Regions from separate parts of the Homo sapiens genome. Here regions 2, 3 and 4 are each linked to region 1. The links are chromatin contacts, found by Hi-C or POLR2A ChIA-PET in ENCODE. All regions are on one chromosome and are shown on one strand. The core of a region is the stretch at or near the end of the contact, and the rest is flanking DNA. Distances in the headings are between cores, read along the strand shown.

What was found. Hi-C counts contacts between places; a loop is a spot of excess contacts on that map. ChIA-PET counts read pairs that join two places held with the same protein, here RNA polymerase II (POLR2A). Pooled maps may share reads with other maps.
Region 2: a loop to region 1 is called in a map of natural killer cell, with 7 times the contacts of the local background. The contact joins the promoter of RNF168 here to the promoter of TNK2-AS1 in region 1. A Hi-C loop is called at or near these places in 1 of 168 maps with a recorded cell type or tissue (natural killer cell), 9 of 37 single-sample maps with no recorded cell type and 18 of 50 pooled maps. POLR2A ChIA-PET finds 5 or more read pairs at or near these places in 1 of 52 experiments (activated naive CD4-positive, alpha-beta T cell).
Region 3: a pooled map shows a loop between it and region 1 (7-fold over the local background). The contact joins the promoter of WDR53 here to the promoter of TNK2-AS1 in region 1. A Hi-C loop is called at or near these places in 10 of 50 pooled maps. POLR2A ChIA-PET finds 5 or more read pairs at or near these places in 2 of 52 experiments (B cell and activated naive CD4-positive, alpha-beta T cell).
Region 4: a pooled map shows a loop between it and region 1 (4-fold over the local background). The contact joins the enhancer-like site here to the promoter of TNK2-AS1 in region 1. A Hi-C loop is called at or near these places in 1 of 37 single-sample maps with no recorded cell type and 3 of 50 pooled maps. POLR2A ChIA-PET finds 5 or more read pairs at or near these places in 1 of 52 experiments (PC-9).

Annotation. Positions count from the first base shown.
Region 1 is chr3:195,906,582-195,909,702 of GRCh38, reverse strand. TNK2-AS1 (TNK2 antisense RNA 1) reads right to left here and starts at 1,627. Exons shown (of 2, transcript NR_145450.1): 1 at 925-1,627. TNK2 (tyrosine kinase non receptor 2) reads left to right here and starts at 1,152. Exons shown (of 16, transcript NM_001382273.1): 1 at 1,152-1,218. RefSeq lists silencers at 1-398, 449-638, 689-938 and enhancers at 2,609-2,838, 2,889-2,938.
Region 2 is chr3:196,502,194-196,505,186 of GRCh38, reverse strand. RNF168 (ring finger protein 168) reads left to right here and starts at 1,419. Exons shown (of 6, transcript NM_152617.4): 1 at 1,419-2,314. The coding sequence starts at 2,014. RefSeq lists a silencer at 1,170-1,469 and enhancers at 2,090-2,179, 2,220-2,289, 1,941-2,624, 2,625-2,993.
Region 3 is chr3:196,566,696-196,569,964 of GRCh38, reverse strand. WDR53 (WD repeat domain 53) reads left to right here and starts at 1,411. Exons shown (of 4, transcript NM_182627.3): 1 at 1,411-1,446; 2 at 2,658-3,088. FBXO45 (F-box protein 45) reads right to left here and starts at 1,305. Exons shown (of 3, transcript NM_001105573.2): 1 at 663-1,305. The coding sequence starts at 980. RefSeq lists enhancers at 1-52, 2,070-3,269 and silencers at 393-687, 809-1,348.
Region 4 is chr3:195,392,728-195,395,684 of GRCh38, reverse strand. All of the region lies in intron 1 of ACAP2 (ArfGAP with coiled-coil, ankyrin repeat and PH domains 2), which reads left to right. Among named protein-coding and RNA genes, the nearest start is that of ACAP2, 49 kb to the left of the region's middle. RefSeq lists an enhancer at 842-931. Within about 2 kb of position 1,469, at least 2 of the 41 ENCODE cell types and tissues checked have a DNase peak (open chromatin) inside an H3K27ac peak, as active enhancers do.

The DNA.
Region 1 (3,121 bases), core at 378-2,877:
CGCGGGGCGGGCGCCCGGCGGGCCGACGTTGACGCCCGGAGGCGAGGGCGGGGAGGCGGGCGCGGGACTCGGGGGCGGCCCGGGGCGGGAGGGGAGGGCCGGGGCGGGCGGGCGGTGTGAGCGGGCGCCGAGGGCAGCACCATCTGGAGGGGTGGGAGCGCGCGGCCTCTGGGGGGCAAGCGAGTGCGCTGGGCCGAGCCGGTCGGGGGCCCCCGGCGGGTCGCGCAGGAGGAGCGCGGCGGGCTGAGCCCTGCGCTGCCGGAGCAGCAGCCGCAGCGCGTAGGGGTTCTCAGCTGGGGCCCGCAGCAGCTCCGCGGGCTGAAGCTCGGCGTGGAGGAGCGGGGCGGGGTGGGCCCGGCGGTGCAGGAGGAGGGCGGGGTGGGCCCGGGGCTGCAGGAGCGCGGCGGCCGCGGCCACGAGCCCAGCCGGGGGGTGGTGTGGGGGCCGCCGGACGGCGCGGGCTGGGGGCGCCCGCCGTGGTGGACGGGCTCGGCGGGCTGGCCTGTGGCGCAGGAGGAGGGGCTGGGGCCCCGCGGGCAGCACCAGGAGAAGGGCGGAGGCAGCCCCGCAGTGCAGGAGCGCGGCGAGGCCCGGGCCGGGGTGCAGGAGCGCGGGGAGGGGAGCCCGCGGAGGCTGCTGCAGCAGCCCGAACCGGCGTCCGAGTCCGGGGAAGGCCCCCGCGAGCGCAGGGAGGGGCCGGAAAGTTCCGGCGAACTGGGGGAGCGGCAGTGGGAGAGCGTCGGGCGGGAGGCGGTGGTCCTGGGAGCGGCCCCGGCGCCCCGAAGCCGCCCCGAGCTGGTGGGGAGGGCCCGGCCGGTGGGGCCCCGGGGGCCTGCGGGGGAGGGGCGCCTGGGGGTGCAAGAGGCGAATTGGCTGCCCGGGGTGCAGGAGGGACAGGTGGTGCGGGCTGTCCAGGAAACCTACCTGAACGGGAAGGAGCCCCAGGAGGGAGAGGGACCCGGCGAGGGGCTCAGGACCCGGAGGCGCCGGCGGAGGAGGAGGTGGTGACTGGCAGGCCCGGGCCCCACGGTACCTCCGGGGCTGAAGGGGACGCAGGATGTAGGGGCATGGGGAGTCGGGCGCAGAAGAGTGCGGGGAACCGCTGAGCTCTGGGAGCCACTGCCTGAGGGCAGGCCGCGGCCGGCGGGAACCTCTTCTGCCGTCTCAGCCTGGGCGTCGCTGAAGCTGTGTCTGCGGGGAGGCAGCGGAAGGCGGCAGGTAAGGAAGCCCAGTCCTGTTAGCTGGAGTTGGTGTGCTTGGAAGTGAGAGGCTGCAGGTCCCTGGCGAGAGCGTAGACTCCACACTGCCCTCGTTCTTTTGGCCTTTCATCCCTGGAGGGAGGAAGCAGTGCAGTTTTCAGCGGCAAGGCAGGACCTCTCCCCCGCCAGTACTGTGTATGGTAATTGGAGTGATAGGGCATCTTCTTAGAGTCTAGGCAGCAGGCGGGACGTCTGGGTGGCTGCCAGGTCTGTGCAGAGGGAAGAGAGGGGTAGCCCCAGGGAGGAGCTGCAGGACGGTCCCCCCTCCACCTGCCCCCCGATGGCAGTAGGGGTGCCTCCATGCTATATGCTCTGCATGGTGCAGTCAACACACAAGTCCTCAAAACACGTCCCACAGAAGGGAAGAGGGCAGCGTGGGATTAACAGAACCTTATCTTGTAACCCTGTTGGTCACGTGAGCTGAGATGAGTGTGACAGCTAGTGGCTTGGGTACGGCACGAGCCTGGCCCGCTTCTGCCACGCCGTCCTGTCACAGCTGATTTACCCTGAGGGCCCAGAGCCAAGGATGATTAGTGGGCGGAAGGAGGGAGAGCAACTGGTGAGCCCTCTCGTCTCTGGGTGGGACGACCCAGCGTTAGAGGGGCGGGAGAGGAGGGTGCACTTGCACCCCAGGGCTCTGGGCTGCCTCTGTGGCCCCACCCTGGGGAGGTTTGCAGATGGGCCGCTGTGGTATCATGGGCTCTGCACCTGTCAGGACAGGAGCTCCCAGCCCAGTCTAGAGGTAGGGCTTGTAGGGGCCAAGGGTGGGGGCTGTATTTGGCTTGTTGACTCCCTCGTGGCCTGAGTGCCAGACCTACTCATTCCGCCTCGTGCCCCCAGGGGGCTTGGCGGGCTGCTTGTGGGCCTTACTCTCCTAGAGCTGTTCGCCTCTTACCTGGCACTGTCAGGTGCTTGCTTCCCCTGCCCCTGGGTGGGGATGGGTGCAGGGTTGCTGCTTGCCCAGGGCCTTAGCTAGAGGACCCTCCTCTGCCCCAGCCCGAGGTGTGGCTGTGAGTCAGATGGACCCAGACCCCTGTCCCGAACCAGACTGGGTGCTCTCCTCTGGGGGCAGAGGGAGTGGTGCTGGAGGTAGCAGCTGCTGGAGGAGCCGGTTAGCCCGCTCCTCAGACAAACTCAAACCCGCCTGTCAGCTTCATCCCATGCCTGTCGCGCTGCCACCCAAACACTCATGCACCGGAAGTTCAGCTGCTGTGCCCACGGTGCCTGACGCTTCTGGAATGGCCAGAGTGGCTCTCACTGTCTGGCTTCAGTGGAGAGAACGGTCTGTTTTAAACACATACACACAATCTTCACCTACTTATTTCAGGTCGGCGTTTTTGAACTTGTGGTAGATGAATGGGAGAAAGGCCTTGGCATCACACAGATTGCTTTTGATCTGGTTATATCGCTTACAAGCTGTGTAACTTCCTTGGGCAACATAATGTCTTTAGGTTTCAGTTTCTTGGTGTCTGCGGTGGGCCAGGACTTCCCCTGCAGTGTCGTGAGTAAAGAAACCTCAGGCCCTTTGGAGCCTGGTGCCCACCTCCCCGGAGCCCCGGCAGATGTTAGGGAGGAAGGGTCAGACTGTTCCCTCTGGCCCCTGAGCCCGGGATTAGCCCCCACCTTGTGCTTCGTCTAGAAGATGCAGTGTTTCTTTTTGTTTGTTTTAAATAACAGTTTTATTGAGATATAATGACATATGGTAAACTGAGCATATTTAAAACACACAATTTAATAAGTTGTGGCCTGTGTATATACCCGTGAAACCACCCCCACCTTCAAGATAGTGAACATCCCCCTTATTCCCCTGTCCCCAGAAGTTTTCTTGTGGAACCCCTCCATCCCCCGCTCCTCTGCCATCC
Region 2 (2,993 bases), core at 170-2,669, 600 kb before region 1:
GCTACTCGGGAGGCTGAGGCATGAGAATCGCTTGAACCCAGGAGGTGGAGGTTGCAGTAAGCTGAGATCAAACCACTGCACTCCAACCTGGGCAACAGAATGAGGAGCCATCTCAAAAAAACAAACAAACGAACAAAAAACAAGCCTGAAATTCCAAGCTAAGGTACTGTTACTGTAGACAACCAGATGACAGTCCCAGGTTTCTTTTTTTTTTCTTTTTTTTGAGACAGGGTCTTGCCCTGTCACCCAGGCTGGGGTGCAGTGGTACGATCACTGTTCACTGCAGCCTTGACCTCCTGGGCTCAAGTGATCCTCCCACCTCAGCCACCAGAGTAGCTGAGAGTATAAGTGTGAGCCAGCACACCGAGTTAATTTTTTTATTTTTTGTAGAGACAGGGTCTCACTATGTTGCCCAGGCTGGACCTGAACTCCTGGGCTCCACTGATCTTCCCGCCTTGGCCTTCCAAAGTGCTGGGACTACAGGTGTGAGCTATCACAGACAATAACAGGTTTCTGAACCCACATTGAAATGAAAGTTCCCAAAGACTTCTACCAACGACCGATGTCTCCTCGTTGTTCTCAACCTGGAAACCATCCCCTACCCAGCCTGAATGCTCTCAGCAGCCTCAAAACAACTTAAAGGCTGCTTTCACGCACAGTGATTTTCTTTTCTCTTCCTTCACACTGATTGATTCCCTCAAAAAATGCAGGTCCGGAGCTGGCTATGGAGTTGCAAGCTCTAGACCCAGCTACTCCAGAGGCTGAGGCGAAAGAATCCCTGGAACCCTGGAGTTGTAGTCCAGCCTGGATAAAACAGTGAGACCCCAATTCTTTTATCTATTTATTTATTTGTATTTTTTGAGGTGGAATTTTGCTCTGTCCCCCAGGCTGGAGTGCAGTGGCACAATCTCGGCTCACTGCAGCCTCTGCCTCCCAGGTTTAGCGATTCTCCTGTCTCAGCCTCCTGAGTAGCTGGAATTGCAGGAGCTTGTCACAATGCCCAGCTAATTTTTGTATTTTTAGTAAGGACGGGGGTTTCACCATGTTGGCCAGGCTGGTCTTGAACTCCTGACCTCAGGTGATCCGCCCGCCTCGGCCTCCCGAAGTGCTGGGATTACAGGCGTGAGCCACCGCACCCGGCCTTGTTTGGCTGTTGATTTTGTTTTGAGGTTTCCCTTTTTCTACCCAGAAACCAAGAAACCAGGGGTGTCTGAGGCCTCGCAGAAATCTCAGGGAAAGGTCAGGCTCCACCCAGGCTGCACTAGGCGGGGCTGCGACGCCAGGGCGGGACCGTCTCCGGCTGGGAGGGAGGGCGGGCGGCGCGCAGACCCCGGAAGTCCCGCCCCGGGAACGTTCGCCCTTGGGCAGTTTTCTGGGTGGGAAGTGCGATTTTGGCGGGCGGTTGTGACGTTGCTAGCGCTTGTCCGGTGGCTGCTGCGCTGCCGCAACGAATAGGGTTTCTGGCTGCGTAGGAGGGACGGGGGCGCGGAGCTCTGGGAAACTGCGCCAGGCGCCCGAAAGGTGAACACGGGAGTCGCGCGTCTCCCCCGCAGCAGCGGTAAAGCGGAAGTTATGCTGCAGCCGGAGCCCGGGCTTCCTCCCGGAGCCGCGTCCCGGGGCCCGGCTGCCCCGAGCTGAGCGGAGCATCCTTTCCGGGTGAGGGGAGGAGAGGACTTGGCGCGTTCCCCTCGCTGCCCCGGGAGCCGCAGCCGCGGTGTTCATGCCGCGGAGCAGCCAGGCTCCTCCGACGAAAACCTGCATTTATTTGCTGGCGGGACGTTTGCCTTGAAAATGGACAAAGACGCCGCCCTCCGGGGTATTCCTGTTTGCCTGACCCTGAGAGCGCCTTTTTGCTTCAAGACGTGTTGGATGCTCCTGTTCTCCGAATTCTGATACGCTTCTGGGCATAATACTGAAACACAAAACTGCTTTTGCTCTCTCTGTGGTTGGCCGAAAATAGGATTCTTTTTCGTGCAGGTGTCGTTGTTTAGTCGGCTTTACTAACATATTGAAATGGCTCTACCCAAAGACGCCATCCCCTCGCTGTCCGAGTGCCAGTGCGGGATCTGCATGGAAATCCTCGTGGAGCCCGTCACCCTCCCGTGTAACCACACGCTGTGTAAACCGTGCTTCCAGTCGACCGTCGAAAAGGCGAGTTTATGCTGTCCCTTCTGTCGCCGCCGGGTATCGTCGTGGACTCGGTACCATACCCGAAGAAATTCTCTCGTCAACGTGGAACTGTGGACGATAATTCAAAAACACTATCCCAGGGAGTGCAAGCTTAGAGCGTCTGGCCAAGAATCAGAGGAAGTGGGTGAGTAAACCATGGCGTGTTTGTTGGCCAAAAGCCGCAAGTCTTTGAAAAGGTGAATCATCACTTTTCCATTTAAAAAGTAAAAACAAACCAAAAAACCCGACTAGTATTTGTCTAAATAGTTCTCAGAGGTTAGGGGGTTTATGGGTCCCCAAATGTCGATGGATTATAAAGTCAAGGGCAAGATTTTGTCCATTGTCAAAATGCCCGCGCTGTGTTCGATGGGTGTTTGTTGTGTTAAAAATTAAAGAATTGCCCGTCTGGAGCCTTCTTTTTTTTTTTTTTGAGACAGGATCTCGCTCCGTCCTCCAGGCTGGAGTGCAGTGGCGCGATCTCGGCTCCCTGCAACCTCCGCCTCCCGGTTTCAAGCGATTCTCCTGCCTCAGCCTCCCGAGTAGCTGGGGTTACACGCGTGCACCATCACGCCCGGGGAATTTTTCTGTTTTTTAGTAGAGACGGGATTTCACCATGTTGGCCAGGCTGATCTCAAACTCCTGACCTCAAGGGATCCGCCCGCCTCGGCCTGCCAAAATGCTGGGATTACAGGCTTGAGCCACCGCGCCCGGCCTCTGATTTACTTATCTATACATCTCCATTCATTTAATTCTTGATTCTCCTAATCATGCGACGAGGCTAAAGTCGCTTTTTTATCACTCAACCCTGCACCCGGTAGACTCAG
Region 3 (3,269 bases), core at 162-2,661, 660 kb before region 1:
AATGTGGAACTATTAAAAAGTTAGCAAGGAAACAGCCAATAACAGCAGGACAAAGCAGTATGTTAGGTGGTGCCCGTGGACGTTCTATAAAAGCCTGTATCTTGTAAGTGAGCAGGATGACTAGAACTACACTCACTTGTAAGCCTCCAATATAGTGGAGGGAACTAAAGAGAACTTGGGGGAAAATAATGAAAACAAATGGTTAAAAATCAGAGCTTGGAAAAGATGAGATAAACGTGGAGTGAAAGCAAACTAGAAACTTAGAAACTTAGAAACTAAGCCCATGTTAAGGTGGCCGGGATTATTTAATATAATGAAGTCTATCTGGAGGCCGGGGAGAAAAGTAGGATGAGGGCATTAAAAGGTACAAGAGTGGTGGTCTGTCTTTAACGGGGAAAACTGTCAAAAGTTGAATGAGTGAGGCAAACTACCTAGTTGTTTGAAAAGTGGATCACGGAAGTGGGATGGGTTAAGGAGCAGAACTTCGATCCAAAGAAAAGAGAATCTTTATCTTGGGGGGAGGTGAGGAAGATACTGACTGGAGCCGTGGAAAGGCGGGCTGGTGAGGCGAAGCTTCTGACTCAGAAGCTCGGATGAGAAACACCGCGAACGACGCCGGGGAGCGGGACTGGGGGCAGCGGTGTGGCCCGGGGCTCTCTCACCTTGGCCTTGTAGCTGGGCAGGTTGCACAGGATGTCCGTGCGCAGAGCCTCTTCTGCCAGGCTGCGGGCGCACAGGCTCCGCCACACCTCGCTGTTCTCATCGCCGTGCAGGCAGCGGTACCAGTGCTTGCACACCAGGGCGCAGCTCCGCAGCTCGGACAGCTCCAGGTAAGAGAACACCAACTCCAGCACCCGGCTGGGCAGCCGGCCCCCGGCCCCCGCGGCCCCAGAGCCCGAGCCCGCGCCCGCGCCCGCGCCGCCGCCGCTACAGCCAGCGCCGCCCGAGGCTGCCCCAGCCCCCGGGGCCGGCGCCGCCATCGCCTCACCAGCCGGCCCTAGGGCCGCCGCTGCCGCCGCCGCTTCCCGCCGTCTCTGCTCGGAAGGCCAAGCCTCGCCCGGAGACCGGAGCGGCTCGCTCACCGCCCCTGTCAGTGCCAACCGCCGGCGCCTCCACCACTCCCGCCCCTGCCCGGGGGCGTCCGCCGCGCGCCCCGCCTCACTGAGGGCAGACGCACCGGCTGCAGGGGCGTCCTCCGCCCCTCCTCCGCGGCTCAGCGCGGGCGCCGAAACCGCCCGACTCGCCCGGCCTCTCCGCGGCGCGCCAGCGGCTCCGCCATGCGGGTTGAGGGCACGAAGCAAGGGCGCACGCCCAGCTCGTTCGCGGTTCCTCTCGGCCCCGGATGTGACTGTTTGGCTGCGCCGCCTCACGCCTGACGCTCGACGGGATTGGGCGCCGGCGGGTGAGGTTATCACTAGGCGCCGAGGAGGGGAGCGGGAAGCGCAGGTATGAGGCTGGCGCCGGTGGCTTCGATGCTGCTTTCCGGTGACTTCGATGCTGTTTTCCAGTGCTTTTTCCTTTTTCTGGTCTGGTGGCTCCGCGTCTGCTCTCCTGGGCTCCCTTTCCTGTGACGTTTCCCTGTGTCCGTTAGGTCCTTGCTTCAGACTCCAGCTCAACGCATGAAACTTTTCTCTCCTTGCTTGCCGGGTCCTGGCTCCCCAACCTTTTTGTGTAGCTTGGGCAGCGGAGGCCGTCTTTACCTGGTCAGGCCCTCTCGTTCTCCCTAAGTATCGGCACTTAGCGAACGTCTGTCCCTGTGTGCCTTCGCAAAGTAAGGTGGCTGCGACTGAACACCCCCTCGCCCAAACGTTCGAGTGCCATTTGAGCGCTAATTAAGTGCTGCCGTCTTTTGGACAAGATGTGGTCTTTACTGGATCCACCGCTTAGTAAGCAGATGAAGGCAATGTAGTTTTAGTCAATTAAACATTCCAATAGGGAGAATGACGTGGAGGCTATAATTATAGATGGATTCTTGGAAGGGGAAGAATTTCAGCATCCCAGCTTGGGCAACATTGCGAGGCAGTGTCGCTACAAAAAAATAGAAAAATTAGCCGAGGGTGGTGGCGTGCGCCTCTGGTCCCAGCTACTTGGGAGGCTGAGCCCGGGAGGTCGAGGCTGAGGTGAACCGTAATCGCCCTGCTGTGCTCCAGCCTGGGCGACAGAGTGAGCCCCTACCTCACACACACACACACACACACACACACACACACACAAGAATTTCAGCATTATTTGATTATACTACGATTTCCTAGGTGGCCCCAAAGTTTTCCGACAGCCTTTAAAGCATGCTTAGTAAGAGAATAATAATAACCATCATTTGAGCCACGGTGTGAACCAGGCACTGTATACTACGTCATTTACGCAGATTTTTATATACGTAATCCTCAAAACAACTCCATGAGCTGAGTAATTAAAATAATAGGGTTCACAGACTCCCTTGGTCAACTCCAATGTCTTGGAACCTTTATGTAGTAAGAAATCTTTTCTGAAGCTTCTTGCTATGTATAATCCATTTCTTAGTCTCTAGTAAAAGCAAAGGAACGGTGGCTACCTTCCCTACCCTCTGATTCATGGTGTTTGATTATTATTTGCCTGTCCCTTCTCCTCATGTCTTTTTCACCAAGTCCAGTAACCCTAATTCTTTTCATTCTTACCAGTGCCAGCGCCACAGCCCTTCAATCATTTTGGTTGCTATCCAGCTTCTCCACATCAAGTCCAACTTCAGAAACCCCAAGCCTGTAGAGAAAAGTTGACCTGTGCTGACTCTGGTGATGGTGACTGTCTCTCACTAATTTCTTTGAAGTCTTCAAGGATAAGCAGAGTTGATCCATCTGAGAAAGGGATCATGAACTAGACAGAATGAACAGCCTTAGAGGCACAGACTCTTGAACGGGACGGTGGTGGTATGACTAGTGCAGAGTGTTTAGAGATCACTCAGTTTTTAAAGACTGGCCTTTATCGTGTCTCAGTGCAGCCGAGGCAGAGCCTTTGAAGGATGCGATGTTGTCATTCTTACTAATCTAGTCCAGCCGCTGAGGTGACTTTCAACGGCAGACCGTCTCCTGAGCGCCCCAGGTAGAATTTCAAAGTAAGATTACCCTTCTCAACCCCTCCTTTTCTTTTTTACAAATCTTTCACCTGCTCATCACCCACCCCACCAAGCCCCTTCCCCATGTTCAGTACTCTCATTCTGCGCTCTGGCTGATGAGAACTGCCGGCTGTGGCACTTCACCCTTTTAAAAAATGCTCTCGGCCGGGTGCCGTGGCTC
Region 4 (2,957 bases), core at 220-2,719, 510 kb after region 1:
TTTTATGCTTTGTGGGCCATATGGTCTCTCTTGCAGCTACTCAACTACGCCATCATGGCGTGGAAGCTGCCATAGAGACTACGGAAGTGAATTAACTTGTCTCTGCTTCCGTAAAACTTTAGAGGAACAGAAATTTGAGTTTAATATAATTTTCATGCATCACAAAATATTATTTTTTAAAAATATTTTTCAGCCACTTAAAAATGTAAGAACTATTTTTAGCTTATAGACTTTGTAAAAACAGGTTATGGGTCAAACTTGCCTGTTGGGTAATTGTTTGCTGACCTTTGTGACTGTGCTCATTGTCTTCTCTTTTCTTCCCTTTCTCTTAACATCTATCTCCCTTATTACTTATTCTCTGTTTTGCTCATTTTGCTGCTCAGTCATATATTTTATTTCATTATTAATGTGTATATAACTTGATTTTTTTAAATTAAATTTTAAGCTATGGAGGGTAGGGGTCTATAATTTTGGCCTCTTTATTGCCTTGCATTTTTATAAAAGTTATGTGCTTCGTAAAAATTGGGGAGGATTGCAGAGAATTAATATCTATCATTTAATATTTTGAAAGATTGTTGGGTAAATTCTTTTATTTCACTTATTAGTTTTTTAAACATATGTCCCAGAATGGTTCTATCTCAATGAATAGAAGTCATCTATTCATCTGCGAATTGATTTTGTTCTTTGTGTCATGTACTGTGATTGATGATATGAACAGTCCTCATTTAGTCTTTACCACCCCCTACTTTAAAAAAAAAAAAAAAAAAGAGATGGAGTCTTGCCCTGTGGCCCAGGCAGGAGCGCAGTGGTGCAGTCATAGCTCACTGTAACTTGAAACTCCTGGGTTAAATAAAGCAATCCTCCGGGCTCAAGCAGTCCTCCTGCCTCAGAATCCACAGTAGCTGGGATTACAGCCACACACTATGTGCCTAGCTAACATTTTTTATTTGGAATTTTTTGAGAGACTGAGTCTTGCTTTGTTGTCCAAGCTGGTCTCAAACTCCTGGCCTGACGCTACTTTTTGTATTTTTAGTAGAGACTGGCTTTTGCTCTGTTGGCCAGGCTGGTCTAGAACTCCTGGCCTCAAGTGATCTGCCCAGCTCGGCTTCCCGAAGTGCTGGGATTACAGGCGTGAGCCACTGTGCCTTGCTGCTTACCTTTCTTTAAACATGTTGTTTTACAAAAGTGAATTAGTAGAATTGCACAGTGAAATAAGATTGGAGAAGTTACAAAAAGTTTATCCCAACCCATTTGTTTAGTAGAAACCAACGATTAAATCTCAAACTGGTCATTTCAACTAATTTGCTTGAAAGAAATGGAAGACTGAGTAAAGATAAATAAAGGTTAAAATGTAAATGAAGAGGGTATCTGACAATTAGCGTACTTAGTGAGTTTCTCCCTTGGCTCAACAAACATTTTGTTTGCGTGTCTGTACTGCTATGGGGAACTGAGACTAGTGAGCGAGGTGCACAGTGATAGAATGTGTGTGAGGTGCTGGAGGGGCACGGGAGGGTACGCCATTCAGCTTGAGTGGTTGAGGGGTTCCAGGAGGACCATGTCTTGGGGAGATGGTGTTTGGACTTCTTTTTCCCCTTTATTAGCTTTAAACGTTGCTTAGAAATGCATAGTTGCTGAAAATAGTTAAACAATCTAGAATTTAGTAAAAAGCGCAAATCCTTATTTATACTTTCTGCTATCAAATCCCCATTCTTCAGAGTTGTAGTTCGTAGACTGATAAATATGCTCCCAAATTGAGCTCATGCTATGCATATAATTTTGTAGCTTGCTTCCCCCCCCCCCAATATAATACTCTATCCTGTGCAGATTTCCATATCAGTAGATACAGATCAACCTCATTTAAAATCTTCTGCCTCACATAATGGTATGGATATATGGTAATTTATTTACATTATTTCCTATTGCTGCACATCTAGGTTTCTAACGCGTTACACTGAATATCCTCATACACATACATTTGTTCTCGTGTGTAAATTAAGTTTAAATGATGAGTAGGTGAAGGGACTGAGGACTGATGTGAATGAAAAATGTTTTCTAGGTTAAGGGGACAATGCATAGTTTGAAAAACGTTGCTGAAGCAAATGAGAAACTTTTAGTCAGGAAGAAGTATTTCTGTTTCTGTGCTACAGAGTGCAGCACCTTCCATTTTCTCCAGTCATATGCTAGAGCATCTCATTTTATCATAGGCATTTCTTTACTGAATAATTCAAAGTTATTTTCTTATTTTAGAGATTTAAACACTTCTTAAAAATAAATGTTACCCAGTGGAGAAGCAGAATCACAAGTCAATAAGATGATTATTCAGAGGTCACACAGAGGTGAAGTGGGAGTTCTGGAAATAGAGTTTTTTGTTTTATTTTGAGACAGTGGCACCTAGGCTGGAGTGCACTGAAGCGTCAACCTCCTAGGCCCAAGTGATCCTTCCACCTCAGCCTCCTGAGTAGCTGGGACTACAGGCGTGAGCCACCACGCCTGGCTCATCTTTTTATTTTTTGTAGAGACAGGGTCTTCCTGTGTTTCCTAGGCTGCTCTCGAACTCTTGGGTCCAAGCAGTCCTTCCCCTCAGCCTCCCAAAGTGCTGGGATTACAGGTGTGAGCCACCATGCTTGTTCTGGAAATAGTTTTCATCCTAGCTCTGTCTCCTGAGAATATCTTACTCAGTGTAAATCCCCCATTACTATCCAACTTAAAAATTTAGTTAAATCTTAAAATACCTACTTGAGAATTGCTAGTTTATCAAGTAGATATATGAAAATGGCATAAATGACTTAAAGTAGATGAATTACATTTTGTTATACATACTCTTGAGTGTAAAATGTTTTCATCCCCAAAACTTAGTTGCTGCTATTTTGTTTCAGACAAATTTCCAATTTTGAAATGTTGCCTTGTAGTGTGGTATGAAGTGCTAACTGTTATTATAATTGTATTCTCTTTTGTCA